Regions from separate parts of the Homo sapiens genome. Here region 1 is linked to region 2. A link is a loop called in an ENCODE intact Hi-C map of the cell type or tissue named here. Cell type or tissue: PC-9. All regions are shown on one strand. Each heading gives the region's core, and the rest is flanking DNA. Links, peaks and the distances in the headings are about the cores only. Region 1 overlaps DAB2IP (DAB2 interacting protein). Region 2 has its middle 52 kb from the start of DAB2IP.

Region 1 (14,664 bases), core at 2,925-10,924, 86 kb before region 2:
ACCACCAGAGACCAGCCCAGCCGTTAGCCAGAAGGGCCTGGGCTGTTCCTCCTGCCTGGGAAGGAAGACTCTCCACACCCTTCAGGTACCTCCTCAGTCTTTCTCTTAGAGGCCTCCCCGGATGTCCCCACACTAGGCCAGGTCTCCCTGTAGACTTACCACAGTTGTAATTATAAGTGTGTTTGTTTAGTGCCTCCCCCACCCCATACTGGACTGTAAAGCCTCCAGAGCAGGGGCCATGGCAACCTGGGTCTCCAGTGCTGGACGCCTGGCAGGTATTCTCTCAATATTTCTTGAATGAATTCACAAATATTTAATGATATAAAAGGAAAAAGATAAAGTGCTCTGTGGGGCTTTTTAAAAGGATTTCACTTGGGAGCAATCTGGGCAGACTTGCTGGAGGAGGCAGCTTTTGACAGCATTTTAGAAACATTGAAGGTGGGACAGCAGGTGGGCTTGCTGAGATTGGCTGGGGCAGGATAGCCACATAAAGGCATTCCAGGCAGACTCACAGCATAAGCAGAGGTGTAGAGGTAGGACAGCGGGGAGTCTGGCTGCCCTGGGAGGCCCCTGGAGTTATCACAGGTCCCTCCAGCCTCCAAGTTATACACCACCACCTGAGCCTGGGCTTGTAATCCCTTCCCCAGGGCAGAGGACACCCAAGTAAAGGGGAACCCTAAGGAACACTGAGAGTCTAACGGAGGAAAAAGAGGGGAGCCCAGATTTGAAGAGGGTAAAGGTGAAGCTGGGAGGGGAGCTGAGGACGTCAGCAGAGCCCTCCTGGTACCTGCCAGTGCCCAGGATTAGGCGGGCATCAGCGAACAGAAACCAGTTACGCATTCCCAAGGTCTCAGCTTGGGATGTGACAACCCAGAGCAGCCAGGGAGTGACTCATTGTCCCATAGATCCTCCAGCTGACACTTGCCTTAGCATAATAAGCCTGTCCCAGAGGTCTGGATGGCTACAAACACCTCATCAGCTCTTTAAGCTCTCAGCCAGCCCTGGCTAAGGGGTGGGGAGTTGGATACCCAGGGCCTCGTGGCTGCAAGGAAGCCGATTCCACCAGGAGGTTACACCCCTGCAGCAGGGTCTATACTATCTCCGCCTGCCTGCACGTCCTATCACTGAGGTCCCAGCCAGTCCTCCCGGGGCTTGCTGACTTTAGTGCTCATTCCCCAGCAAAACTCCCCTATCCTGTGCTCTGTGCACTGCATGAGTGGCAAGAAAACCACGTTTGGAGTCTATAAGTCTGGGGTCAAAACCCAGCTCTGCTATTAATACTAATGAGGGCTCTTCCAACACGCTGCTGAGAATTAGTCAGATGTGTTTAGTAAGCCCTGTCTAAGCTTCAGGCACTGTATTAGAGCTTCCCATGACTTCTCTTTAATTCTCACAACCCAGTGTGCAGATGGGAGAACAGAAGTTCAGAAAGGGCAACTAATTTGCACAGCACCGCACGGTCAGGAAGCGGCAGAGCTGGGTTCAACACAGCAGACAGGCTGCTCCAGAGCTAAAGCTCTCATGTAATTCCATTACCAGACTGAGGCGTTGAGCCAGCACCTAAGCTGCTCTGTGACTCAGTTTCCCTGCTGTACAATGCGGGGATTAGTCTAGCTGATCTCTGAATTCTTTCCAGCTTTGTTGTGCCTCCCTGGTGACCCATTTGCAGGTGACAACACATGGGGGGGGAGTCTCCCGGGGACAAATGGGCACTAATGGTGGGACTTTCAGGTTTGCGCTGGGCCACAGGGAGCTTCTGTTGGGTAGGATTCCCCTGCACTTCCAGGCACCCAGCTGGCCCGGGGGGCCCCAAGGCAGCAAGGCAGGAAAGAGATGCTATCTTGTTTCTCTCCCTGGACCAAGAGCCACCAAGGAAAAAACAGGACCCCAGGGAGCTCCAGGACTGAGGACCAGTAAACACTAGTGGGAGGGAGGGGTGGGGGAAACTCCATAAATCCACCTGAGTAAGCAGTGCTTTTAAAAGCCCTTTTCACTACAGAATACAAAATGCACCATTTTAGGAGAGGATTTTATAGGCTATTTCTCCTGGGTGATTTACCATCTGCGGGCCAAGGTTCACCTGGGAGTCCTGGCCTCAGAAGGCCCATGGGTATGGGGTGGAGTCAAGGTCAGTTTCTTTTTTTTTTTTTTTTAGATGGAATTTCACTCTGCCACCCAGGCTAGAGTGTAGTGGCGCGATCTCAGCTCGCTGCAACCTCCACCTCCCAGGTTCAAGCTATTCTCCTGCCTCAGCCTCCATAGTAGCTGGGGTTACAGGCATGCGCTACCACGCCCGGCTAATTTTTTGTGTTTTTAATAGAGACAGGGTTTCACCATGTTGACCATGCTGGTCTAGAACTCCTGACCTCAGGTGATCCACCCACCTCAACCTCCCAAAATGCTGGGATTACAGGCATGAGCCACCACGTCCGGCACTTTTCAAGGCAAGGGCTGGTGTCCTTGCTGGCCTCTGGTGGGCTGGGTCACTTGTCTTGACCTGTCCTCCCAAGGCAGGGGACCACTCTGGCCTCAGACACCCAGTGTGGGGGCTGGCAGAAGTGTGGGGGCTGGCAGAAGTGGAGAGGTCACGGCTCACCCTCTTCCCTGCTCACCCTGCGCTTACTCCATTTAATTCGTTTACTCCCTGTCTCTCTCTGTCTCGTGCACCTTCATTCCGCAAGCCCCTCATGAGCCTGCCACAGGTGAGTCCTTGCCCCAGTGCTGGGAGTTCAGACAAATCAGAAACAGTCCCTGTCCTTGAGAAGGTGACCACCGTCTGGTGGGAGAGACAGAAGTGATGGATCATGAAGTCACAGAGTCCGTGAGGGAGCGTGTACAGATGGGGTGTTCTGCAACCTGGACAGAGCCCTGGATGGCACTAGTGAGCTCTGGAGACAGAGAGAGATGGGGAGGAATTGTGGGTAGAAGGATCCGCCCACACAAAGGCGTGGAAGCTGGGACAGCCTGGGGGGCTTGAATGCCAGGCCGGGGAGCTGGATCCCCCACCCTGCTGGGAGCCATCTAAGGTGCTGGAGCAGGGGAGTAACAAGCTCAGCTCGTTTTAGACGTTCTTTAAGCAATTCCACAGGAGAAGTTACTCATCCCGATGCAGAGCCTTGTGTTAGAAACAGATGTCACTGCTGCCACCTCCACAGAGGGCCTCCTGGCTTTGGAAACAACAATTGCCGCTTGACAACTCAGATATAATTATGTCTGTAATCCCACCAAAATACCACTTGATCGTTTCATTTTTGTAGCATGAGGAGGTGGGAAAATGAAGGCGTCTGAGCCTTGCCCCTGACATGCAGGCTCCCCCACCTCCCAGGAAAGGGGAGGACCTGCAGGGCCACAGGGCAGGATGACAAGAGGAGAGCAGTTCTCTCCTATCCCAGGGGTGTCTGACCCCTAGGGCCAGGCCTGCTCAAAGTAGGGGCAGGACAAGATAAGGCAGAGAGATGGGGAGGCCTGGGTCCAAATCTCAGCTCTGTCCCTGCAAGCCGTGTGGCCCAGGACAATGCACCTCCCCTCTCTGGGCCTCAACATCCTCGTCCGTAAGATGAAGAGAAAAACAGCACTGACTAGCAAAGACTGGGCTGCATGCTATGGTCCAGGCGCTGTGAGAACTTCAAGATCCAGGCCCATGAGAGGAGCCACCCTCAGCTATCTCTTCACTCCCCATCTGCCTTGATTTTGTCACCTTCTATGAGTGAGATTTGTGTTATCTGAGCCTCGAGTTGTAAGGATTAAATGAGACAATACTTAGAAAGTGCTCAGCACAGGGCCTGACTCAGAGTACTATGCAGAACAGGATTCAAAATCCCCCATCGTACAGACAGCAGAGGTGGTAGAGCTGGGATTCGAACCCAGGCCAGTGGGACTTGGAGTGCAAGCTCTGACCACCACCCTGCCTCTCCCACAATGCCCGCCTTACCCCCTCTCAAAGCAGTGGTAGGTGGAACAGGTGCCTATAACCCATCAAAGGGTGGCAGTGACTGAGTGTCTGTTGGCCCCAGCCTGGTGACCACAGTGCAGCAGCCCTGCCTGACAGATCACATGCTGGTCCACCTCACCCTGTGCCCTTTCTCTTGGTGGACAGCTGTCCCAGCCCCAGACCTTGTTCCATCCAGTGTCCCTGACCAGGGTCCCCTTTCAGAACCCCTGGCTTTCTGGTCAACCTAGGCCCAGCTGGCACAGCCAGTCATGCCAGGCCCAGCCATTGACAGGTGCTCCCGGATCTGAGCTGCTCCCAGCCCCCAGCAGTATGTTCTACACCTTGTTTAGCCAGCTAACACCTTGTTGGGCCAGCTCCCTGTGGCCCCTGACACACAAACCCCTGGGACTTCAACACTCACTGGGAGGAGCCACCCAGAAGTCCACTTGCTACCCTCTGCTGCCCCCAACTGGCAGGAAACCACCCTGCGCAGACACCTCCATCTCCATCTGAACTCACCACCTAAGAACTTGGTCTCTGGTCCCCTAGGAACCCCTCCAGCCCCTCTCCACCTTCTACTGCCAGGGCTGAGCCCTAGAAGTTCAGTCAGGGGTGATGTTGCTTTGGGGCCGTGACGGAAGGGTATGGAAGTGGGAGGGGTCTGCCCAGTTACCTGGGGCTCTGGAGGAAATGTGGGGTGGAGGTGCACCCCTCACACAAGCAAAGGGAACAGGTGTGGGGAATGCTGCCTTGTGCCAGGCACTGAGCCCTCACAGCCACTCTGTGGGGAGGGGTTCCTGCCCATTTACAGACAGGGAAAGAGAGTGGGGCAACTTGCCTGAGCCATCCTACAGAAGGGAGCAGTGGCCAAGATTCTAATCCTGCTTCATCCCTGGGTTGGGGGGACTATCCCTGGGAGAGGCCAGCACTGTACCCCAAGACCCTGAGTGGGTGTGAAGAGAGGAAGAAAGGCCCCCACAGAGAGCATTCCACTCGCCAGTTACTGAACCTGGCAGGGACTGGGGTGGTGGCCTTTACACCTTAACGGGAACCAGTTCATCTGATTCCATGCTGCCCAACAGGCTTAAGTGCAGGGCTGGGGAAATGGAATTTACAGGGATGGCCTTCTGATGTATTTGGAAGTCCCCAGGGCAGGAAGAGGAGGGGGTACAGAGGCTGGCTTGTTCCCTTCACTTCCATCCTCCTCACTCACACTGCCCAAGCCAGCTGCCACTTGCCAGGATGAGGCAGAAGATTCCAGGGATCCTTGAAGTGGGCTCTTCCCCCTACCCCTGCCCAAGGGCATTCTGAGCACAGATGTTGGGGGGGTTGGAACAGGCTCCTGAGAACCTGCTTGAGAAAAGCAATTTGCTTGTCCCCCCAACCCCATGCTGGATCCCCACCCAGTCTTGGTCTCTGCCCACTGAAGGAGCTCCAGACTCTCCTAGCCTGGTCAAGTATGCTGCACTCCATGTCTGCTCTGGCCTACTCTGGCCCACCTCACCTCCCTTGCTGAGGACCTCATACTCCTGTTAATATGGCCTTAGATCCCATCTGCTCTGTTCACTGCCGTGGATCTCTTGTCGCTTCCATTCCAGCCACTTCCTCACATTTCAGCCCCCAAACTGCGCTCAGTTCCTGCTGTCATTTGCTCATGCTGTTTCCCATGTCCTGGCCTTTGCCTGGAATGTCCTTTCCCCTTCACCTGCCTGGAAATTACTTCACCAAGCCCCGGCTGGCCCTTCTGTATTTCTGCAGGTAGCAACTACGTTTTCATCCTCTTTGTATCCTCAATGACTGGCATAGGCCCTGACACATAGTTGGTGATGATGGCAAATTTATCGAAAGAAAGAATAAAGAAAGGCAAAAGGAGAGAAGAAAGTAAGTTCGTTCACACCGCAGCAAGGCTCGCAGACGAGAGCTGGGCTCCTGCCCCTACCACCCACCAGCTGGAGACCTGCTGAGGCCAGGCCTCTCTCCTCCCTAAGCCTGGGATCCTCAACTGTAAAATGGAGCTGATGAAACCACCTTCCTGTGTATTAATGGGGTGGGGCGACAGCCTCCCAACCCTACCAATACTGCAGCAGTCCCACCTCTGTCCCAGGCCTCAGACTAGCCTGGTCTTGGATTCAGGAGGCTCCAAGACCCCCTGTCCCCAGACTCCTGCCCCGAAGAACATCCTTGCCCCACCCTGGCCACCCCGGACAACTCCTGAGTCCCACCTTCCAACACTCCCTCTGCAGAAAAGGGGGATGCCCCCCGCGGAAGGCAGACACAGACCAAAATGACGGTAATGTTCCTTTTGGGTTTGAATAGTTTAATACCAATCAGCCTCCGTGAAGGGCAGGGATGGAGGGAGTGAGGGTGGAGGGGGCGGAGGGGGCAGGGTTTGCTCTTCCACCACCCCGCCCATCCGCTGAATACACGCCGGATGCTGGGTCAGGAGACTGACTCACAGAGCAGAACTAAGCAAATTCCTCATACTTCAAGGAGAAAACTGGGGCGCCCATGGTGGGACCCCACCCAGGGGTCCAGCACTACCGCCCTGTTACAGCCAGGACCACGTGGCTGACATCCCTCCACTGGTTGATGGGCCACAAACATAAATATGTCCCAAGTGAACGACCATCTGAGATGGACCCACAGCAGCCTGGGCCAGTGGAGGGAGCCCCAGCAAGTATCCTGGGCAAGCTGCTCCTCTCCAGGCCTCAGTTTCCCCATATACCCTGGGACAGATCTGGCTTGTCTGATCTGTGAGCCTGGCTGGCTTTTCTGTTCCCCACCCCAACAGCCACCCGGAGCCTCCGTAGCTTGGAAGGGGCACAAATGGGGGGCAGCGGGGCCGGCTCTGCAGGGAGCAGAGAATGCCCCCTCCTGGACCTGAAGTCATGCATTCCTCCTTCAGGCAGCCCGCAGCCCAAACTTCGGGTCCCTCTACAGCTGGGGCTGGGGCCTGGTGGCCAGGAGGGGGCAGTGTGCAGATGAGCGGGAAGGAGCTGTCGTGGGGCTCCGAGGGCAGTTGGACCAAAGAACACCCATTCCTCCCAGGAAATGTGATGGGGGCTGGGAGAAGGGCTCAGCTCAGACGGGGTGGCTGATATCCAGGTGCTGGGAGGAGAGGACAGGAAGGAGTAAGGGGTGAGGACCACTGGATGCGGGGGAGAGGGACAGAGACCTGGGCTCAACTCCAGGCCCTACCCTAGACATGCTGTGTGACCTCAGGAAAGGACCCTCCCGTCTATGATTCTCAGTCCCTCCTCTGTATAGGGAAGGGTTGAACCAGTTAATTTCCAACAGCCTTTCCATGGTGACATGGGCGGGAGGGTCACCCACTAGCTTGCATGTTTGTGTTCACATGCCTGTTTCTTGAGTTTGTGTGACAGAAAGACAGCTGAAACATGGGGAGGGTGCAGGGAGGCTACAGGAGTGAGAAAAGGGGTGAGCAGCTGGAAAACCTGAGGTCCACAGCTCAGAGGTCTACTGCTAGCTCCACTCACAGCCATCATCCACTGTGGTTCTTGTATCCTGCAGGGGAAAGTCCAAAGGCTTTAGCTCACCCACCAAGGTCTCTCACTCTTCTCTCCAGGCCCTGAACCCATCCAGCACTCCAATCACACAGGGCCATTAGCTTGTTTCCTTCTATTCACTTCACTAACTGAAATACTCTTCTCCCTTGGTTCCTGACGAACTCCTATACACTCCTCAAAGCCCAGCCCCAAGAGTCCCTTCTTTAAGAATTCTTCCCTGTCCTTCCTGGCCAGAGATAACTGTTCCTTGTTCTGTCACAGCATCCTATGCAGGGTGTGCACAACCAAGCACCAATAAAAGTGAGTTGTTGAAAGAAACCAAAGACCTGCTCCTAGAAGCATCCATAATCAACCCAATGTTGAGTTTATCTGCAGTTTCTGCCAGACCCCTGGGCCTTCCCCTCCCTGACACTTCTCCTTCTCCATCTCGCAAAAAATAGCCCTGAGACCTAATTTCAGCTAAACCTTCAAACACGACTCTCCACTTTCAACTTCCCGAGGAGGAATCAATTGGCTGTCAAGTTTCCCTGAGCCTCTGCCACCTCCCACACCCCAGGCCTGCCAGCCATCCTCAAGGTTGATGGGAGGGGGGTGGGGGCAGAGGAAGGAGGGAGGGAGGAAGGACCCAGCCCGCAACAGGGAAGTTTGGGGCTGGGGAAGGGAGCAGGCTAAGGAGCTCGTGGGGAGACCAGGAAGAGTCATCAGCTCTTTGCCTCCCAAATCAAACCACGGCTCCTCTGCCATGGAGTGGCAGGAGAGAAAGAACAGCATGCTGTTGCTGCTAAGGGGTCCAGGGCCTGGGGAAGCTGGGTGGGCACATGCAAAGCCCCCAGACCCAGTCTGACCATTGGTCTATGCAGATCCAGGGCCCCAGCTTGCTGCCTGCCACCCTTCCCTCCTTCCCTTCCAGGAGACACTACTGGCACAGAGCAGACAGACCTGGGTTTGAATCTCAGGAGCCTGAGAGCTGATGGCCACAGATGCACAGGAAGCCTCTCTGGTCATCTACTCCCAGGCCCCTTCCCCCATCCTCATTCAGGGCCCCCTATAACTTGCAGGGCACATGCCAGCCTCGTAGCACTGTGTGGTCCTGGAGAGCCACTCCCCTACCCCCCAACTCTCCCTATAGGAGGGAGGGAGTTGTCCCAGATAGGCAGAAAAGTTCCACTCCTGAGCAAGCCACAAAGCTGGTATGAGGCTGTGCAGGGCCTGAAACCTGGGTCGGGGAACTCTCTAGAGCCCATTCTCTTAGCTACTGCACCAGAACATTTAAGCACCTATTTATGCCTGAACTGTACGCTGCCTTACAAAGTCCATCCCCCACATTTCACAAAAGGGGAAACTGAGGCTCTCCCAGGGTCATACAGTCTACAAGAGGCAGGGGCAGGACTAGCACTGAGCCTTCAATGCCCTACAGAGTGGCTGCAGGTCCTCGGCTGACTCACAAAATGAGGAGGGGTGGCATGTGATGGTGTAAACAACCCAGGCTCCTGAACTGCTGTCAGCTGGGTGGTGACCTCTGACAAGCCCTTCCCAGGCCTCAGTTTCCATGGAGAAGGTGGACAGGCTGAGCCTTGTAGACCTTACACCGTGACTCATTGATTCTCCCTGCGGAGCACCCCTGTAAGAGATGCTGACAGCCTGCCATCTGGGTTTGAAATGGCAGTGAAGGTGGCAGTTATTCCAGTACATCCTGTGGCATCTCCCCTGCCTCCCCGAGGCAAAACCATGTTTCCTGGGTTCCCTCGAGGGTCTACACAGAGCAAAAGTCAGCTGAGCACGTGAGGACATAGCTTTTGGGAGCCTGTAAGTGAGCAAGTGTGTGCTACGGGCTAGGGGAGGGAGGAGGGTGCTTCTGGCCCTGCACAGGGTCTGTGTGAGGGACTGTCCCCAAGGCCCAGGCCAGGCTCACCACTGACCTTCCCCCAAACACCTTGTCCTCTGCCTGTACTCCAACCCTCCTAGATCTTTACTGATGTTTTACAGCCAAAAATGGAAACCCGATTTGGATGTTAATGATGGATTTCATCCATGAAGCACCTACCATGGGTCAGACTTGGGCGACCACATTCACCAAGTCCACAGTCCAAGCAAAGTCTGTCATTCCAGATTTTACTGTCAAGAACACAAGGCTCGGAGAGGCTCAGTGGCTACTGAAATCACATGGGTCATGGAAGATCTGGGATTTGAACCCAGATCCCCACCTCTGAGTTCTCCAGTCCCCTCAGCTCCCAGCACCCAGCCCAGAAGAGAATCTCAAATCACATCTCTTAAGGACCAAGGTGCCCAGGAAAGGACACAAAACGTAGATGTCCGGCAGTCCTGACTCAGGAGCTGAGTGACACCAGCTAAAGAATTTCACCTCTGAACCTCAGTTTCCTCACCTGTGAAATGGGCACACTAATGGTGCCTCCCCTAGAGGGTTGCCATGAGAAGTGGGCAAAACGACCACCTTGAACACGCTCTCCATCCTGCAGACCCTAACCGGGCAGGTGGGACTGCGAGTTGAGTCCCAGGCAGCTCGAGGTTCCCAAGGCTGGCTCTGACTGAAGGTGGTTTCTACCCTGGGAGACAGAATGAAGACACCACTACAGGGAAAACACTGATCCTAGCTGTCACTTAAAGAGCTGCAAATTATAAAAACTTTAAGGTGTGATAATACCCCTATTAGAGCAACTCAGAAAGGGAAATAGCCGGAAAAGCGATGCTGATGGGGTTCTGGGGGGGTGTGGGGCAATGGATCCGCCTCCTAGCCTGAGGATGGGTGTGCCTCATGCCCTGGAGTCACAGAGACCTGGGGTCGAATCTTGGTTCCGCCACTTAGTAGCAGTTGGAGCTTGGGCAGCAAGTGACTTTACCTCTCGGAACCTGTTTCCTCACCTGGGAAATGGGGTAACCAATGTTTCAGCTGTAGGTGTGTCTCCTGGATGAAGAGAGATCAGGTAGGCTGGGCGTGGTGGCTCATGCCTGTAATCCCAGCACTTTGAGAGGCCGAGGTGGTAGGATCACCTGAGGTCAGGAGTTCAAGACTAGCCTGGCCAACATGGTGAAACCCCGTCTCTACTAAAAATACAAAAAATAGCTGGGGGTGGTGGCAGGCTCCTGTAATCCCAGCTACTCGGGGGGCTGAGGTGGGAGAACTATTTGAACCCGGGAGGCAGAGGTTGCAGTGAGCCAAGATCACACCACTGCACTCCAGCCTGGGCGACAAAGCAAGATTCTGTCTCAAAAAAAAAAAAAAAAAGAAAAAAAAAAGAGATCAGGGATGTAGGACAGTGAGCCCAGTGCCTGGCACACAGTAGGCACTTCATCAATGGAGGTGGCTACTATTACTAATTATTATTAGTCATCGTTCCCTAGGGTCCCCCTGAAGGCCCACCCTGCCTGCTGTGGCCCCAGGGATCCAGAGAGATCAGAACTTGGTCTTCGCTCCAGCTGATGGGGGTCACCCTTGTCCCAGCCTCCAAGCGCTCCCTGCAGGCTGGAGACCAGCTTCCTGAGACCCCCTGGCCAAACTCAGGGCCATGACCCTGAATCGTCTCAGCGCAGGCTTCCTCCTCATTGCCCATGGGCTCAACCCCCAGCTGGGGACTCAGAATCACCTCCTGGGGAAAGCTTGTTAAAATGCAGGTTCCCAGGCCCTGCCCTGGCCCAGTGGACTGAAATCTTAAAGAAGGACAATAAGCTAGTTTTTAAGGCATTTTTATAACATACTGGCAGTGGAGAGAATCAGTGGCCCTGGGGAAAGCCCCATCCCTTTGGCCTGGTACTGGAGGTTCCACGTGACCTTGACTCGGCCAGGCCTCCCAGCCTCACCTCCTACACTGTCCTCCAGATCCCCTCAACTCCAGCTCCACCAAGCAGTTCTGCATGCCACAAACACATCAGCCCCTGACCTTATGAGCTCACATTCTCATGCTGACACTAAGTATTAGGAAACAGAAGAGCAGGCTGCTGTGATGGCGGAAAAGCAAGAGGGCTTCCTTGAGGTGGTGTGGTCAGGAGCTGATATCTGAGCTGATGCCCAAGGGATGAGGAGCCAGCCCTATGGCAAGCAGAGGAAATTTCTAGGGTGCCTCCATACCTTTGCAACTGCTGTTCTCCCTCCCCGGAAGTCCCTCTCTCTCTCTCTCTGTCCTTGCCTAGCCATTTTCTACGGACCCTTCAAGATGCAGCTCAAAAGCCAGCTCCCGTGGGACCCCCTCCCAACCCACTGTGAATAGCCAATCACTTCCAGCTCCCCTGGAGCCCCTATATGATGCTATCCAGTGACAGCCAGGCCTGCACACTCTCTGTTCCTGCCACCCAGAACCTTCTTTCCTCTGCTTGCACACAGCAGGCATGCCAGAATAACTGATGAGTGAATGAATGGATGAACAAACCATCCAACATCCACCTGACCTACAGACCTGAGCTCCGTGGAGAAAGGAATGTGTCTATGTCATCGCTGCGTTTCTGGTGCCTGGCACAGCCCTGGAGAGAGGTACACACAGTAATGCTCCTGAACGAGGGAGTGAAGGGACCCAGAACTCTGGTGTGTGTGTGTGTGTGTGTGTGTGTGTGTGTGTGTGTGTACATGCACAAATGCAGAAGGGTATGAACAGTCAGACGTTAAGGGTCATTGGGTTCTGTTTCCATAAAGTTGTTTAGGTTTGTAATTTTTAAAAAGTCTGTGTGCTTGTGGGGACCACTCAGTTCAATAGCTATGATATATATTCTGTGTTTTGTCGGTTCTAAGCCATCATCAGTTATAATATATAGCATTATTTTATGTACCACCAAGAAAGATTTAAATTATGGTATGCCATGAGAGGTGTTAAAATATATGGAAACAAAAATAGTGCATCTTTTCGGGGTTGCAGAAGCACAGTGTGTGTGCGCCCTCAAGGGTACATTTATCTAAACTAACAAGAGCCTCTTCTCTTTCCGGGCCAGCTCAGCGCTGGGCCCCATAGCCTTCGGTGCTGTCTGTCCTCCACCTGCCCCCTCCCTCTCAGGATGGGACCCCCCATGTGGCCCCCGGGACCAGGGCTGAGCCACGGAGATGGGAGCAGCTGAGGGATCGGATACCTAGAGCAAGGGAGGCCGGATGCTCTCCGGGTCCATGAGGCTCCAGGAAGGGGGGCCGTGGGGTCACAGAGCAGCACCCCGGGCGAGGTGGTGATGGTGGTGGCAGTGGCGGTGTTGGTGACGCAGAGATAGTTACCGTGACCCGGAACGGCGTGGCGGCCGAGGGCTCCATGCTGGGGCTCTTCTCGGAAAGGCTGCCAGGCAGGCTGCGCCGAGAGCCCGGCCTTTCTTGAGGCGACTCTGCCAACAGAGGAGGAGAGAGAGGTTGAACAAGAACAGCCAAGGCCACACAGCTAGGGCCTCCTGCCACTCCCATCCCAGTCAGGACAACAGACAAACCGGTCCCTAGAAAATGGTCCAGGCACTATGGAAAAGTCTGGCAGTTCCTCCAAAAATTAAAAATACAAGTACCACATGACCCAGCAATTCCACTCCTGGGTATAACCCAAAATAATTGAAAACAAGTACTCAAATACCTGTATGCAAATGTTCACAACAGCCAAATGGTGGAAACCCAAGGGTCCATCAGCAGAAGAATGGACACACACACATGGTACTGACATGCAAAGGAATACCATTCTGCTCTAAAAAGGAATGAAGTTCTGATTTAAGCTGTAATGTGGATGGACCTTGAAAACATTACGCTGAGTAACCCAAAAGGACATATTTTGTATGATCCCATTTATATGAACTATCTAGAAGAGGCCAATTCGTAGAGACAGAAAGCAGATTTGAAGTTAGCAGAGGCTGATGAGAGAGGGGAACAAGGAGTTATTGCTTAATGGTACAGAGTTTCTGTAAAGGGTGATGAAGAGTTTTAGGAATGGATAGTGGTGATGGTTGCAGAACATTACAAATGGACTTCATGCCACTGAATTGTACACTTAAAACTAGTTAAAATGATAACTTTTATGTTTTACATATTTTATCGCAATTTTTTAAAAAGGGGGGAAAAAGGCCTGGCACAGTGGCTCACACCTGTGATCCCAGCACTTTGGAAGGCCGAGGCGGGAGGATCACCTGAGGTCAGGAGTTCGAAACCAGCCTGGTCAACATGGTGAAACCCTGTCTCTACTGACAATACAAAAATTAGCCAGGTGTGGTGTTGTGTGCCTGTAGTCCTAGCTACTCGGGAGGCTGAGGTGGGAGAATCACTTGAACCCGGGAGGCGAAAGTTGCAGTGACCCAAGATCGTGCCACTGCACTCCAGCCTGGGCAGCAGAGTGAGACTCTGTCTCAAAAAAAAGCGGGGGGAAAGGTTCCCCAAAACCCCCACTCCTTGTAATGTAGTGGGCTCCCTGTCACTGGAGGCATATAAGCAGACAGATAACTGAGCCATCTCCTGGGATGCCACACTTGGGGAGCTTGGATGACTTCTCAAGTTTTCTGTTTGTTTTAGAGTCAGGGTCTCACTCTTTCGCTCAGGCTGGAGTGCAGTGATGCAATCATACTCAACCAGCCTAGAACTCCTAGGCTCGAGCAATCCTCCTGCCTCAGCCTCCCAAGTAGCTGGGACCACAGGCACACCCCAACACACCTATCTAATTTTTTTAAAAAAAATTGTAGAGATGGGGGTTTCCTTTGTTGCCCAAGCTGGTCTCAAACTCCTGGCCTCAAGCGATCCTCCCACCTTGGCCTCCCAAAGTGCTGGGATTACAGGGCTCAGCCACTATGTCAGCCCCCACGTTTTTTCAAACATGAGAATCTGTGACTTCTGGCTTCCAGTTATTTTCCAGAGGCTTTAAACTTGGGAGGCCTACAGAGGCCAGCAGGAAATCCAGAATCTAGGAAAGCAGCCAGCCACTCGGCGCTAATTGGTTACTGCTACATCACAAGGAGGGGCTCAGGGCAGCCATAGCTGCCATGGTTCAAGAGAGGCTGATAATCTGGGTTTTTCAAAATATGAAGTATTCTGACTCTTAAATGGTGACAGCTCATTGAAAACTTTTAGTCATGGCCTTAGCACACCTACATAAAACCTCCTGAGTCTGTCCAACCTGCCAACCTGGCCACTTTCCTCACTGGTTCCCCCACAACAGCGTGGCACCAGCTGCCTCTTTGCCATTGCTCCAGAGGTGGCCCCCAACAGAGGACTCCCTTCCTGCTCCCCTTCCCCAGCCTGGTCCATCCTGCAGG
Region 2 (14,664 bases), core at 4,310-12,309:
AACAAAGAACGCTGCCATTCTCCCTGGTCCCACCTCCCTCACCCCCCACTGCCTGAGTTCACACTCATCCAATGATGGTAACAGGGAAAATGATCCCAACACAAGAATGTCAAAGAAAAAAAAATCCTCACTCTGAATTGGGAGCCGTCAATAAGGAGAGCCTCCTTCCAACAGCCACTCTGAGCCCTGCCCGTGAGCACTGGACCTGGAGTGAGGGGAGTCAGGGAAGTCCTGAGCTGCATCCTTCCAGCCATGGGAGCTGAGCTGTGTTTCTCAGAGCCTTGGTTTCCTCAGCAGAAAGTCACAGGGGGACTGGGAGGGGACCCTCTGCAGAAAGCACCTTGCACACCAGAAAGTGTGATATAAATGCTTTGTGCTGTAGCATACATTATTATTATTATTATTATTGAGACAGAATCTCACTCTGTCACCCAGGCTGGAGTGCAGTGGTGCCATCTCAGGTCACTGCAACCTCCACCTCTTGGGTTCAAGCAATTCTCCTGCCTCAGCCTCCTGAGTAGCTGGGATTACAGGCATGCACCACCACACCTGGCTAATTTCTTTCTTTATTTTTTTTTCTTTTTGTATTTTTATTACAGACGGGGTTTCACCATGTTGACCAGGCTGGTCTTGAACTCCTGACCTCAGGTGATCCCCCGCCTTGGCTTCCCAAACTGCTGGGATCACAGGCGTGAGCCAGCACACCCAACCTTAGTATATATTTTTGGTCCTCATTTTTTTCTTTCCCTTTTGGCCTCTGAGACTCAACAGCCCTCTCTGAACTCAGGGACAGATGTTTCTGTGGACTTTCTGGCCACAAATAACTGTGCAACCCCAGAACAGTTATGTGACTCCTCGATGTTCATGTCTGTGGGGACCATGTCTGTGGGCCCCCGACACAATCCCAATAACCCCCACAGGCCCTTCACAAGTACTTTTTAAACACTCTTAAGAAAATGCTAAAGAAGCCAGGTGCGGTGGCTCATGCATACAACCCCAGCACTTTGGGAGGCCAAGGTGGGAGGATTGCTTGAGCCTAGGAGTTCAAGACCAGCCTGCGCAATATAGTGAGACCTCATCTCTACAAGAAGAAAAATTTTTAAATTAGCCAGGCATGACGGCAAGCGCCTGTAGTCCCAGATACTCTAGGGAGGCTAAGGTGGGAGGATCACTTGAGCCCAGGAGGTGGAGGTTGCAGTCAGCCAAGATCATGCCACTGCACTCCAGCATGAGTGACAGAGTGAGACCCTGTCTCAAAAAAAACCAACAATAATTCTAAAGAAGCAGGTGAATTTGGCTATTCTCATTTGAGACCTGAAATTCAGCCTGCAGGTGGGGACTGACACTGACAGGTGGCTTTCCCTAACCTGCTTTTAGGCCGGTCCCCCTTGATGCCACACAGCCAGAATAAAGTTTTTTTTAAGAAGCAGATCAAGAACAATCCAAATGATGGGACCGGGCATGGTGGCTCATGCCTGTAATCAACACTTTGGGAGCCTGAGGCGGGTGGATCACTTGAGCTCAGGAGTTCGAGACCAGCTTGGGAAACATGGGGAAACCCTGTCTCTACAAAAAAATACAAAAATTAGCTGGGCATGGTGGCGAGCACCTGTAGTCCCAACTACTTGGGAGGCTGAGGTGGGAGGATCATTTGAGCCTGGAAGGCGGAGGTTGCAGTGAGTCAAGATCGCGCCACTGCACTCCAGCCTGGGCGACAGAAGGAGACCGTGTCTCAATTAAAAACAAAACAAAACAAAACAAAAATCCAAATGAGGCAGAGAAGTTCTCTGCAAACCAAAGGCATCTCTCTTCTGTCCCTTGCTAGAGCCAGCCCTGCCCAGAGCAGACTGCGAGGCTCTCCACTTGACTCTGTTGAGGAGGGGGGTGCAGGCACGGCAGTTGGAGCAGGAGTGGAAAAATCATGCCTGATTCAAAGCTAGTCCAACTCTACAAAGCTTTCCAAGCATTCACTAGGGCATTCACTAGAGCAATTTCTAAAGCCCAGAGCCCATCACGGGGGACAGGCAGCGGACAACGACAGGCAAAGCAGGGCAGTTAGTAAGAAAGAGCTACAAGCCCGGAGGAACGGCTCACCCTTAGGGGGGCAATGAGAACAAATGGAGGTGAAATTGGTGCTACACCCAGAGGGGCAGGAAGAATTTGGGCAGTAAGCAGTGGCAGAGAGAAAAGGGCATTCTGGAAGTCACAGGCCAAGTCCAGGCAACATAAAACCTGAAGAGCAGAGAAAGAAGAGGCAGGGAGGAAAACTGGAGCCAGACATGGGGCCGTGTTTGCCAGGCCAGGGAGCTTGGCTTTGATCTCGTGGTTAACAGGAAGTCACTCACATGACAGTAAGTGGCCAGCAGAGGCTGTGGTTACTAAGGGCTACTGTAGGAAGCTGGGTTGCTGGAGGCCCACCTGGGATGGGAAACAGGCAGCTGGACCCCCTCAGCCAGCTGCTCGCCCCAGGGAGAGGTTAGAACCGTTCAGGTCAGATTCAGGAAAGGCTGAGGAAGCCCAGAGGAGAGACATGTGATGGCTTGGAAGGGAGACAAGGCTCTTACATGTCCCCCTTGTCTCCTGGTCAAGACTACCCAGGGCTGAGAGGGCCTGCAGTGGGGTTGGCCCTAGTGCCCCCACGCTCCCCCTTGGCTCCTGCCCTTGACCCCCAGTCATTCCCACCATCACCTTCTTGCAAGGATCAGGGTGCAAAACACTGTGTAATTCTAAGGTAAGTGACCTCCCCCTTCCCTGGGCTTCCTCCACTACCTGTCCCCCTCTGGACTGCCCCCAGGTGTCCTGGCCCCACTGGCCACCATTCCCATAAGAGCCTTTCTGGCCCCTTTCATAGTAATTCCCATGGAGCACTCTGCCCTCCAGCCCAACTCAACCCCTCACCCATGCCCTGAGCCCATCATGAATACCTCTCCCTAGAAACCCAGACAGGAAATGCAGACAGAGCCCAACTTGTAAATGTCAAGGTGGGAAAGAACCTCAGAGATCTGGACAAAAAGCCCCACCTTCAGCCCCTTTACAGAAAAGAAACCTAACGTTTTAAGAGATGACCAGCCCTGCCCAAGATCACACAGCCTGATCGTGGCCCAGGTCTTCAAGCTTCCAGGTGAGGGCTCTGGCACCAAAGCCACAACCAGATAGGGCAGAAAAATAGTGAGGCATGAACAAGACTGCAAAAAAGGCCAGAGTGCCTTATTGTCAAGGCACCTGGATTTAGGTCCTGACTCTTATCACCGCTCCCTCCCCTGCCCACATACACACATTAGGGCTTTGGACACGTCACTGCAGTTTCCTGGACTCCAGTGACCTCTTTCATAAAATGGGTGTTTAATAATTTGTGCTTTCAGCAGGATCAAATAGGTCCAAGGCAGAACAAGCACCCTGTCTGCAGCACAGCTGGTAGGCCAGAATTGTGATACAGCTGGGGTCTATGCAGGCGATTCCTCCACCCTGTATCTCTCCTAGTGAGTCAGCCCAGGCCAGGCAGCCTCGGGCCAGACATTTCCCCAAAGCTGCCCAATGGCCCACAGAGCGGTCTTCCAAGGGAAGGGATGGAGATTGAAAACATAGATAGACGCACAACAGAACCACCCCGCTCCTCTCCCCGCGAGATGCAGGCCCAGCACCTTCTGGCTGGGAGGGCCAGAGGCCACAGTAGGAGGATGGAGGAAGAAGGTGTTGAGGGGAGGGAGAGGTTTCTGCCAACCCCTCCAGGGTCCTCACCACTCTGGGTGAAAAAACTGAGCAGAGGCTGGGTACAGTGGCTCATGCCTACAATCCCAGCACTTTGGGAGGCTGAGGCAGGAGCATCAGGAACTTAGGAGATCAAGACCATCCTGAGCAACATAGCAAGACTTCATCTCTACTAAAAATTAAAAAATTGGCCAGGCGCGGTGGCTCACGCCTGTAATCCCAGTACTTTGGGAGGCCGAGGTGGGCGGATCACGAGGTCAGGAGATCAAGGCCATCCTGGCTAACACAGTGAAACCCTGTCTCCACTAAAAATACAAAAAATTAGCCGGGCGTGGTGGCGGGCGCCTGTAGTCCCAGCTACTTGGGAGGCTGAGGCAGGAGAATGGCGTGAACCCAGGAGGTGGAGCTTGCAGTGAGCCGAGATCACGCCACTGCACTCCAGCCTGGGTGACAGAGGGAGACTCCATCTCAAAAAACAAAACAAAACAAAACAAATTTAAAAATTGGCTGAGCATGGTGGCATGTGCCTGTAGTCGCAGTTACTAAAGAGGCTGAGGTGGGAGGATCACTGGAGCACAGGAGTTTGAGGCCTTAGTGAGCTATGATAGTACCACTACACTCCAGCCTGGATGACAGAGTGAGACCCTGTCTCCAAAATATAATAACCTGAGCACGAGGGCCTCGTCTAAGGCACACCAATCCTAGAAAGCAGAGGCCAGTGATCTTGGGGGTGCCACAGGTCTGCCCGCAAGTACATCCACTTGTGGCAGGAGAAACTTCACCAGGGCTCCCGTCAGCCAAGGGCCTGCTCCATTCCACCCACCAGTGGGTGGAACAGCATACCCATCTTAAGTTGGGAGAAAGCCCTAGAAAGGAAGAGTAACCAGCTCCAGAGAGTGAAGCCAAGACTAAATTCAGATCTGTTGAAAACTATATTCCACGTTCTCTTCCTAAGAGTACCTTAGTGCTATGGTCCTCGAACTGTGACCTGCAGGAAAATGGCCTGGGTTGGGGGGGAGTGGGAGTGGCGGGTGGTTTAAAGTGGAGATCCCAGGCCTGGAGTAGAGATGAGGGATCTGCATTTTAACAGGTGCTCTAGGTGCTTGTGATAAAAGCATTGCTGGCACACACCAGTCCCAGGAGCACACACGCACGCGCACACACACACACACACACAAAGGCATGTATGCAAGCAAGGATCAAAAGCGAAGCATGTGCTCTAAAGACAGATACAGATGCTGAGTTTGGTGCACAGCCCAGCCAGCCCCTTACCAGTTGTAGGATCTTGGGTAAGTCCCTTAACCTCTCTAAACCTGTTTCTTATATGCAAAATAAGGATAAGAAAATAATCAACCTCATGGGTTTGTTTTATGGGTGCAAGAAAATAATATGTGTAAAGTCCTCAGGGCAGGGTCTGGCATATAATAAACACTCAATAAATAGTGCTATGATCATTACCAACCTCAGTGCCTGTGTGTTGAATGCTGAAGGGACGGAACAGAATGCCAGGCACCAGGGGACCACAGTGAATAATTGAGACAGTAAGAAATGCCCCAAGGGTTGTTCCAGAACCAGTGGATAGAAGTCATAGAGACAAAGATTTCTGTCCCAAACAGGAAGAATGTTGCTCAATCATGAAACCAAGAGTTTCCCAATCATGAAACCAACTGTCTAGTGAACTCACCGTCACTAGAGGATCCTAGCAAAAAAGACTAGATGTTCACCAAGTGGGGACACAGCACCAGGGAAGGAAGAATGCGGGGATAGGAGGGCCAGGTGATCTTGAAGGTGACTTTGGGCCAGGTTCTGCAGGTCAGCCCTTTTCCCCATCATGCTGGTTATTTAGTTCATTTGCTCTTCCTTGCCATTTACAATAGTTACCTCCAGGTGTCTAAAAGGGGTGGGGAAAGGGGGAAAGATCAAGATAGACAGAAGCCTTGTACATTCTGAATAGTTCATTGCAGGGATAAGAATGTGTGAGGCTGTTTAAACCTGAGCCTACAAACCCACTGAAATTGTGGGTGTGTGCATCTGTGCACTTTTCTCAAAAGGGCTGATTAAGAGGGGCTGGTCCTTACCAACTTTCTGGGGGAGAGGAAACTGAGGCACAAGGATGCTGGCTCTCTCAGACAGCAAGAGGGCACAGGCTCCAGGGTATAGATCGGCTGCTTAAGATGGCTGTCCTACGAGCCAGGCGCCTTCTACGCCTCACCTCGAAAAAACCTCCCTATATCCCCCTTGGACGGGACCCTTGAGCTCTGAGAGGTTAGGAAACCTGCCCACAGATACACAGCTAGTGAGCAGCAGGGGCTGATGTTGGAACCCAGATTCCCTGGGCTCCAGAGCTAGGTGTTTGGTTCCATTTTTTTACTCTTAGGTATTCTGTCCTGGGTCAGTAAAACACGGAAAGGAGTTAACATTAAGGAGGACTAATGTTAAAGATTGGTCCTTATTGGTGACAAGCTACCTACTCACCCACTCACAATCAAAATTAAGGTAAAATTTCCCTCCTTAATAGCAGAAGGGGCCAGAGGGAGAGGAGTTTCCATATGGCTCACACCAGATAGCTCAAGAGTGGACCATCCTGAGACCAGAACACCCTGCAGTCATTCCCACCAGGCTGAGCACTGGAAGCAGGTGGCGTTGGTCCCTGTTCCCACTCTGCTTAGCCCAAGGTGTTTTCACGGAAGGTGGGGTCCAGAGCAGCCCAGGAAACGGAAAAGAGACCTCACTTCAACGACCCAGCCCTGCCAATCGCCTCCCTGATAATTTAGGATTGGCCAGGATTGAACAAAAACACCCAAAACTTGGGTGCCCCAGGGGGTGCCTGGCTCTGGATAAAGAGGTTTGGTTGGCTGCCCTATCACCAATTCCCAGGGTGAGCTGAGGAAGGTCTGAAGTTTGGGAGACCGCTGGAAGCCTTGGGGATCGGTAGGCTGGCACCCCCCACCCCCAACTCCCGCCGCCCGCGGGCCCCAGCTGGGGGCGCCTTCCTCGCGATCCCCTGTATTGTACTCTCCCAAGAACCCAGCGCCAGCCCTGGGTCCCGGCGGTCGAGATCTGGGCAGGGCGCACAGGAAAGTTTAAAGGCTCAATGCATCGCGCAGATTTCCTTGCGGGAGAGGGGACTGTAGGGGAAAAGCGGGGTAAATAAAGCAAAGTCGCCGCCCATTCCTCAGTCCCCTACCCCAACACCTCGCATCGGAGCCCCCGGATCCTCTCGAACCCGGGATGCCGCTCGGATCCCGGCAAACCACCGAGCCCCCCTCCACCTGAGCCGCGGCCCCCAGCTTTTACCTCTACGCGCGGGCCGGGCCGCTGGGCGCTGCCATCCCAAAGGCTCCGGAGCCTGAGCGGCCCAGGGCCAGGGTTGCGAAGCGGCGGAGTCGCGGTGTCGCCGGGCGGCTGCAGGAAAGTTTCCTTCGCGCCAGCTGGGCCGAGTGGAGCGGGGCGGGCGGAGTAGGCGGCTGGCCAGGCAGGAGCGCGCTACGGCCGGCTCCGCGCCTCCCCCGGCGCCGCCGCTCTACGGCTCCCGGGCTCCCGCGGCCACCCGGCCTGCCCAGCCCTGCCAATCGCAGGCCCAGCCGCCCACAGCTCCGCCCGCCAGGCCCGGGACCCAGCGCGGGCGGGGAGCAGAGGGGCGGGGGCGCACCTGTTTGGTCAATCGACCTCCCCACCACCGCCCCGCCCAGGCCGGACTGGGCAGAGCCGAGGCCCTCCGCTCCGAGCACACGCTCCCCAGCCTGGTGCCGGCCCGAGATGCCGGCGGGACCACACGCCCCCTCCCCTCCCGGAGTCCCCAGGCCTCCAGGAGTCCAGAGATAACCTCTGCTTCCGTTTCGGCGCTATGAGGGTACGGGACCGAGGAGTGGGCCGCGACTTTGCTTTACTTATCCCTCTTCCACCCTACAGCTCCCCTTCCCGCTAGAATCTTCCCGCATCCGCTGACCCCTTAAACTTTTATGTGCGCCCTGCGTGGATCTCCAACCTCAGGAGCCGGGGACTAATGGGGGGAACTAGAGCTTGGGAAGGGGACAGTGCGGGGTGTCACAGGGAAGGCACCCCAGCACTCCCACCAACAGAAACTCCCGAGGACTCCAGCTGGCTGGAGGGAACGTCCCGCGAACGTCTGCGACCCGCTTCAGCAAGCGTGACTGAATATTAAAGCGTGACTATCTTATTGACCCATTTCCCAGATAGGCACACTGAGGCCAGAGCGGGGCGAACGCTTTTCGGACCGTGGTGGCGGGACAGCGACGTTTTCCAGCTAAAGGTGGGTTTGCTGAGAGCTCCTGCCTCCTTTTCCCAGCCCTACGCGGATGCCTGTGTTCGTCCTCACCTTGCCGCCAGTCGCGGATCTGGGGCCAAGGAGGAGAAACAGGCCCCGGGCAAGTGCCCGCGTAGGGCGAGGGCGCGCCTGGAGGCGCACGGCCTTACCTCCGCAGCAGAGCGTGTCCTCGCAGAGCGCGCAGGCTGGAGGCCCCAGCAGGGGCAGGGAGGCCCAGGCGAGGGCGCGGAAGGAGGCACCGCCAGCTCCCATCTCGGACGGCCTCGGCAGTGCCTCGGCCAGCGGGCCTGCCACCCTCCGCGGCACCTGTGGGGCCAGCGCGGTGCCCGCGGCCTCCGCCTCCGTGGTCGGTCCCGGGCCAGGCCCGGGGTGAGGGGTGTGCAGGGCTCCCGGCTCCTTGAGCCGTCCCGGCTCAGAATCCAACGGCGGCTCGCAGGTCGAGCTGGGCAGGGCGCTATTTTTAGCGAGAGCTGCTCTCCCAGTCGTACAGACAGAACCAGTTAATTCGGCCGCTGGGGACGGGCCTGCACGGTGAACTCCCCGAACGGCAGCCGGAGCTCTGCTGAAAGCTGATCCTTCGCATTCCTGCCTCTCGAGGCGGGAGGGCGGGAGGACGCCTGTAATTCCAGGGGGAAGCCAGCGTCCTCTCTGAAGACAGCGCCTGGGCCCAACTGCACGCCAAAAATGGGGCTCTTTAAATTGGCTCTGAAACCTGGCGCGACTTGATGCTGATGCCAAGCCGCAGACGATGTCCCATAAAATGTCCATCTACTGTCTCACCCTTCCCACCGGTCTCCAGCACTGGGAAGAGCCTCCCAGAAATGGGGTCTCAGCCCCAGCACCCACCAGAAGCTGGCACGGTCATCACTCAGGAGCTACTTGTTGAATGAAGGCAGGAAGGAGTGAAATCCGATACCAGGGTCAGTGGAAGTCTTCGGAGCATATGCGATGGATGCACAGGGTGGCTTTGAAATCTTATAGAACCCCTAATCCAACACTTTCTGGCTGTGCGACCTTGGCAAATCATCTTACCTCTGTTTTATCTTCTCAGTTTTACCTTCTGCCTCAGTTTTATCTTCTGCAAAAAGGGAGTTTTAGAACTCCAAGAGATAGTATGCAAGAAATCCTTTTGTAAACAAAAGCATTATGTAGATGTTCATGTAAAACGTGATGAGAGAGCTGCAAAGGTGAACACAAGTTTCTACTCTCAGGAAGTCACTAGCACTCCTCTAATTCGAGAGAGGAGGTGCTAAGGACCCCAAAATGTACAATCACAGCATCTGGTATTAGCCCAAGGGTAGATAAATTGGCCAGTGGACTAGAATAGAGGCTGCAAAAATTGACCCATACAGGTATGGAAACTTGATATGTAGCAGAGATGGCCCTGCAGGTCAGTGGGAGAAGGGTGGACTTTTCTATAAATGGTGCTAGAGCAATAGAATGTCCATATTAGTAAAAGATGAGCTGAATCCCTACCTCACACCATGCATAAAAGATCAGTTCCAGGTGTACTGAAAACTTACACACACAAAAAAAACTCATAATAGTCAAGGATGTCTTAAAGAAGACCTCAAAAGCATAAATCATCAAGAAAAACATCAATACATTTAATTAAAATTCAAAACTTCTGTTTATCAAAAGATGATATTTACAATATAATATCCAAAATATACAAAGGCCTTCCACAAACCAATGTGCTAAAGAGGCAATAGGAGATTGGGCAAAATATATGAACAGGCAATTCACAGAAAAAGAAACATGAATGGCCAATAAACATATGCAAAGATGGTCAGTCTCACTAGTAATCAGAGAAATATAAAACAAAATCCCAGTAAAGTGCCACTTCATGCCTGTCAGATTGGTGCAAAAACAAAGAAGTGGGACAGTAGGGACCTGGAGTCTGGAGAACTGTCCTGTGCTGCAGGCAGGAGTGGAAATGGGTAGAGCCACTCTGGGAAACAATTTGGCAGCATCTAGAAATGTCGAAGTGCACATACCCCAGTGACCCAGAGTCTTGACATAGAGAACCTCTTGCTCATTGCAATAATGATAATACTAGTAAGGAATTTGAAACAGCCTCCATCCCTATCAGAGGAAGAATGCATAAACAAATTGTGGGGTAGTCAGCAAAATTCTATACTGCAGCAAAAATAAATGATTAGAAATTCATTATGAATCTCAAATCTCAAATAAGGGGAGGGAGAACATGTTGCAGAACATCAAATTTCTATAATATCATTCATATAGTTTTGTTTTGTTTTGAGACAGAGGCTTGCTCTGTCACCCAGGATGGAGTGCAGTGGCGCTATCATAGCTCACTGCGGCCTCGAACTCCTGTGCTCAGGTAATACTACCACCACAGCCTTCTGAGTAGCTGGGACCACAGGTGCAGTGGCACCACATGCAGCTAGTTTTTTGTTTGTTTGTTTGTTTTTTATTTTTTTGAGATGGAGTTTCACTCTTATTGCCCAGGCTGGAGTGCAATGGCACGATCTCAGTTCACCGCAACCTCTGTCTCCTGGGTTCAAGAGATTCTCCTGTCTCAGTCTCCCGAGTAGCTGAGATTACAGGCATGCGCCACCATGCCCAGCTAATTTTGTATTATTTTGTATTTTTTAATAGAGACAGGGTTTCTCCATGTTGGTCAGACTGGTCTCGAACTCCCCGCCTCAGGTGATCCACCTGCCTCGGCCTCCTAAAGTGCTGGGATTACAGGCATGAGCCACCGCGCCTGGCCTAATATTTTTATTTGTAGAGAGAGGGGTCTCTCTATGTTGGCCAGGCTGGTCTCAAACTCCTGGACTCAAGCGATCCTCCCGCCCCAGCCTCCCAAACAAAGTGTTGGGATTACAGATGTGAGCCACTGTGCCTACCCTGGCTTCAAGTTCTATTCCTGTAATTCCACAAACTACGTGACTGGTGGCATGAGCCGCTATGCCCAGCCTTCATATAGATTCTTTAAACATGCCGAACAGAATACCATATATTCCATAGGAATGCACAGATATGGTAAAAGTATAAAGACATTCAGAGGAATGATAAATACACCATTCTGCAAAGTTTTTACCTCTGGATAGAGGGAGATGTTTAATAGGAAGGAGCTTCACACATTCACACATCTTAGTAAGGTTTTCTTTCTTTCTTTCTTCTTCTTCTTTTCTTTTTTTTTTTTTGAGACAGCACCTCTCTCTTTCAACCAGGCTGGAGTGCAGTAGCATAATGATAACTCACTGCAGCCTCAACCTCCCAGGATCAAGGGATTCTCCCACCTCAGCATCCTGAGTAGCTAGGACTACAGGCACACGCCACCATGGCGGGCTAATTTTTGTTTGTTTGTTTGTTTGTTGTAGAGATAAGGTCTCACTATGTTGCCCACACTGGTCTCAAACTCCTGGGCCCAAACGATCCTCCTGCTTCGGCCTCCTAAAGTGCTGGGATTACAGGTATAAGCCACCATGCTCATGCTTGGTTTTATTTCTTGACCAGGATAGGAGACACACAGTGTTTGTTTTATTCTTCATCACTTTTTTTTTTTAAGGTGCAGAGAGTCATGGTGGGAGGCCACATAAAACCCAGTCCTACTCTGAACTTCAGTTTCCGTATTTTAATAACCTGGTCATCCTTTCTGGGAAATACCTAGCACAAAGACTGGCTCATGAGGAAGTGCTCAGTAAATCTTAAGAACATGAATAGCCCAGTCTGCAATCTTCACTGGGGTCCTTCACACCCTAGTCCCAGTCAGCTGAGACTGCCCCCGCCCAAGCACCACCATACAACCAGGTCTCCCAAGTCCACCAAGCTCTATCATGCCCCAGGAATTTGCACACACTGTTTACTCTTCCTAGAATGTCTGTCCTCCCTATCTCTACCCAGTCAGTGCCTACTTCTCCTATTATAATCCAGCTCAGGCATTCCAGCCCATGGAAAGCAGAGGGTTCCCACAGAACCCACCCACTCCACCATCTATATTTATCATATTGTAGATTGTTGCACCTTGCTATGGGTCTGTGTCCTGGAGCAGACTGTGAGCTCTTCCAGGTCGCAAACCTTGCAGCCCCACCACCTGCAAGAGGCCTGGCCTCAGGAAGGTTTATTGAATGAAGAAAAGGACTGAGTGACCCAAAAACTCAGAAACCAAAAGGGATCATTCCAAACTGTCAAAAGGAAAAAGCAACCCCACCACCTGCTGGACTGACTGCTTGGTCTTCATTGAGTGTTCTTGATGGGAATGTGAACTTCAAAGTCAAAGAGTGCTCGGGGCCTATAATCCCAGCACTTTGGGAGGCCGAGGCGGGTAGATCACCTGAGGTCAGGAGTTCGAGACCAGCCTGGTCAACATGGTGAAACCTCATCTCTACTAAAATACAAAAATTAGGTGGGCATGGTGGCACACACCTGTAATCCCAGCTACTAGGGAGGCTGAGACAGGAGAACCCCTTGAACCTGGGAAGTGAAGGTTGCAGTGAGCCAAGATCGCACCATTTGCCCTCCAGCCTCGGCGACAGAGCAAGACTCCATCTCCAAAAAAAAAAAAAAAAAATGCTGCATTCATATCCAAGCTGACCCACTTGCCAGCTGTGTGACCTAGAGCATGCTACTACATCCCTCTGAGCCTGTTGCTGGGTTTACACAGCCAACATTGACTAGAGATTATCACAAGGGTTATTATAAAGATTCAATGAGATCATAGTGGCAAAATGCATGGCTCCTTTCTTGGTACAGGTAGCAATTATATGACTATGGTCAAGAGGAAGTTGTTTACAGGGGAGGATGGAAAGAACTTGATCAGGTTACTATGAAAGTGGGAGGGCTGGGCATGGTGGCTCACGTCTGTAAACCCAGCACTTTGGGAGGCCAAGGCAGGCAGATCACCTGAGGTCAGGAGTTTAAGACCAGCCTGGTCAAAATAGTGAAACCCCATCTCTAATAAATATACAAAAATTACCTGGGTGTGGTGGTGCATGCCTGTAGTCCTAGCTACTCGGGAGGCTGAGGCAGGAGAATCGCTTGAACCTGGAAGGTGGAGGTTGCAGTGAGCCGAGATTATGCCACTGCACTCCAGCCTGGGCAACAGAGTGAGACTCCGTCACAAAAAAAAAAAAGAAAAAAAAAGAAAAAAGAAAAAAAAGAAAAAGAAAATAAAATAAAACTAATAAAGAAAGAAAGAAAGAAAGAAAGTGGGAGGCTGATCAAAAATTCCAGGGGGCTGAGCACAGTGGCTCATGTCTGTAATCCCAGCACTTTGGGAGGCCAGGACAGGAGGATCGCTTGAGCCCAAGAGTTCAAGACCAGCCTGGGCAACATGGCAAGACCCCATCTCTACAAAAAATTGAAAAGACAATTAGCCGAGCACGGTAGCATGCATCTGTGATCCCAGCTTCTAGGGAGGCTGAGTTGGGAAAATCACTTGAGCCCAGGAGGTCAAGGCTATAGTGAGTCATGTCCACGCCATTGCACTCTAGCCTGGACAACAAAGTGAGACTCCGTCTCAAGAAATACAACAACAACAACAAAATTCCAAGAGAAGCCAAGCACAGTGGTGAGCATGCCTGTGGTCCCAGCTACTTGGAAGGCTGAGGCAGGATGATCTCTTGAGCCCAGCAGTTTGATGCTGCACTAAGCTATGATCATGCCGTTGCACTCCAGCCTGGGCAGCAGACAAGACCCTGTCTCAATTATTTAAAAAATTCAGGCGCGTTCTCCAGTTCTGAACAAAACCACACCCAGGGAGGCTGGCCCAGGAGATGAGAAGGTCAAAAATATGCATGAAGTTAGTGCTTCTGGGGCTCTTTCCTCCTGTCCTTTGTGCCACCCCCTGAGTGAGGCGCTGTACAACACTGTAGAACTAAAGACCCTCCTCTCTGTCTGCCCATCCGCTCTGGCACCCTCCAGTCTGTTCTCACATGTAGCCCAGGGATTCCAATCTGGACCCGTCTTTTCCTTGTCAGCTTCCATCTGTAGGGGCGACAGAGCCTGCAGCACCTTCCCCAAGGGATGTGTCTGGAGTGATTTGCCAAAGGCATCGTCTGCACTATATCTGCAAAATCCACGTATGTCCACTTGTCGAGTTCTTCCATCAAGGCAACACACAGGATAGCAAATTGCTTATGGTTCAGACTCTAGACGATGAATTGGCTAATGTTACATGTTGTACAAGCTAACAAATATATAAAGTTGACAGGGCTATATGGTCACTGGAAAAGAACAACATGTACTTCAAGGGTTCCAATGAGATTTTCTGAGCTAATGTGCCAATCTTCTTTGGTTCAGATCTCTCTGGACAATGTAATATTATCCTGGTGACATGGACATTAGCCACTGGGGCACTTTGTCCCATGCAAACGGCCTAGCCAGACAGGAAGCTGACCCAGCTTAAGATCTGCCATTTTTCTTTTTTCTTTTTTTTTTTTGAGATGGAGTCTTGCTCTGTCACCTAGGCTGGAGTGCAGTGGCACTATCTTGGCTCACTGCAGCCTCCACCTCCAGGGTTCAAGTGATTCTCCTGCCTCAGCTTCCCAAGTAGCTGGGGTTACAGGTGCGTACCACCATGCCCAGATAATTTTTGTATTCAGTAGAGATGGGGTTTCACCATGTTGGCCATGCTGGTCTCAAACCCCTGATCTCAAGTGATCTGCCTACCTCGGCCTCCCAAAGTGCTGGGATTATAG

Evidence for each region. A loop is a pair of places that touch in the nucleus more often than their neighbours do. Peaks named below come from ENCODE experiments on the same cell type or tissue, not always from the same donor. Only the 100,000 strongest peaks of a DNase experiment are listed, where the experiment ranks them.
Region 1: it touches region 2 in a loop (5-fold over the local background); 2 of 110 quality-filtered maps call a loop at or near these places.

What each region holds. Positions count from the first base shown.
Region 1 is chr9:121,676,782-121,691,445 of GRCh38, reverse strand. DAB2IP (DAB2 interacting protein) reads right to left here. Exons shown (of 16, transcript NM_001395010.1): 2 at 12,665-12,768. Among named protein-coding and RNA genes, the nearest start is that of DAB2IP, 32 kb to the right of the region's middle. RefSeq lists enhancers at 4,130-4,279, 6,647-7,147. In PC-9, for the core only: CTCF peaks have their summits at 4,235, 4,437 (motif pointing left) and 6,889 (motif pointing right); a DNase peak (open chromatin) is centred at 4,315.
Region 2 is chr9:121,592,108-121,606,771 of GRCh38, reverse strand. It overlaps a transcript of DAB2IP not described here. Among named protein-coding and RNA genes, the nearest start is that of DAB2IP, 52 kb to the left of the region's middle. RefSeq lists enhancers at 1,437-2,224, 7,273-8,238, 8,239-9,206. In PC-9, for the core only: CTCF peaks have their summits at 6,696 (motif pointing right), 8,377 and 8,583; DNase peaks (open chromatin) are centred at 7,331, 8,121 and 8,521; H3K4me3 peaks cover 3,349 bases; H3K27ac peaks cover 1,824 bases.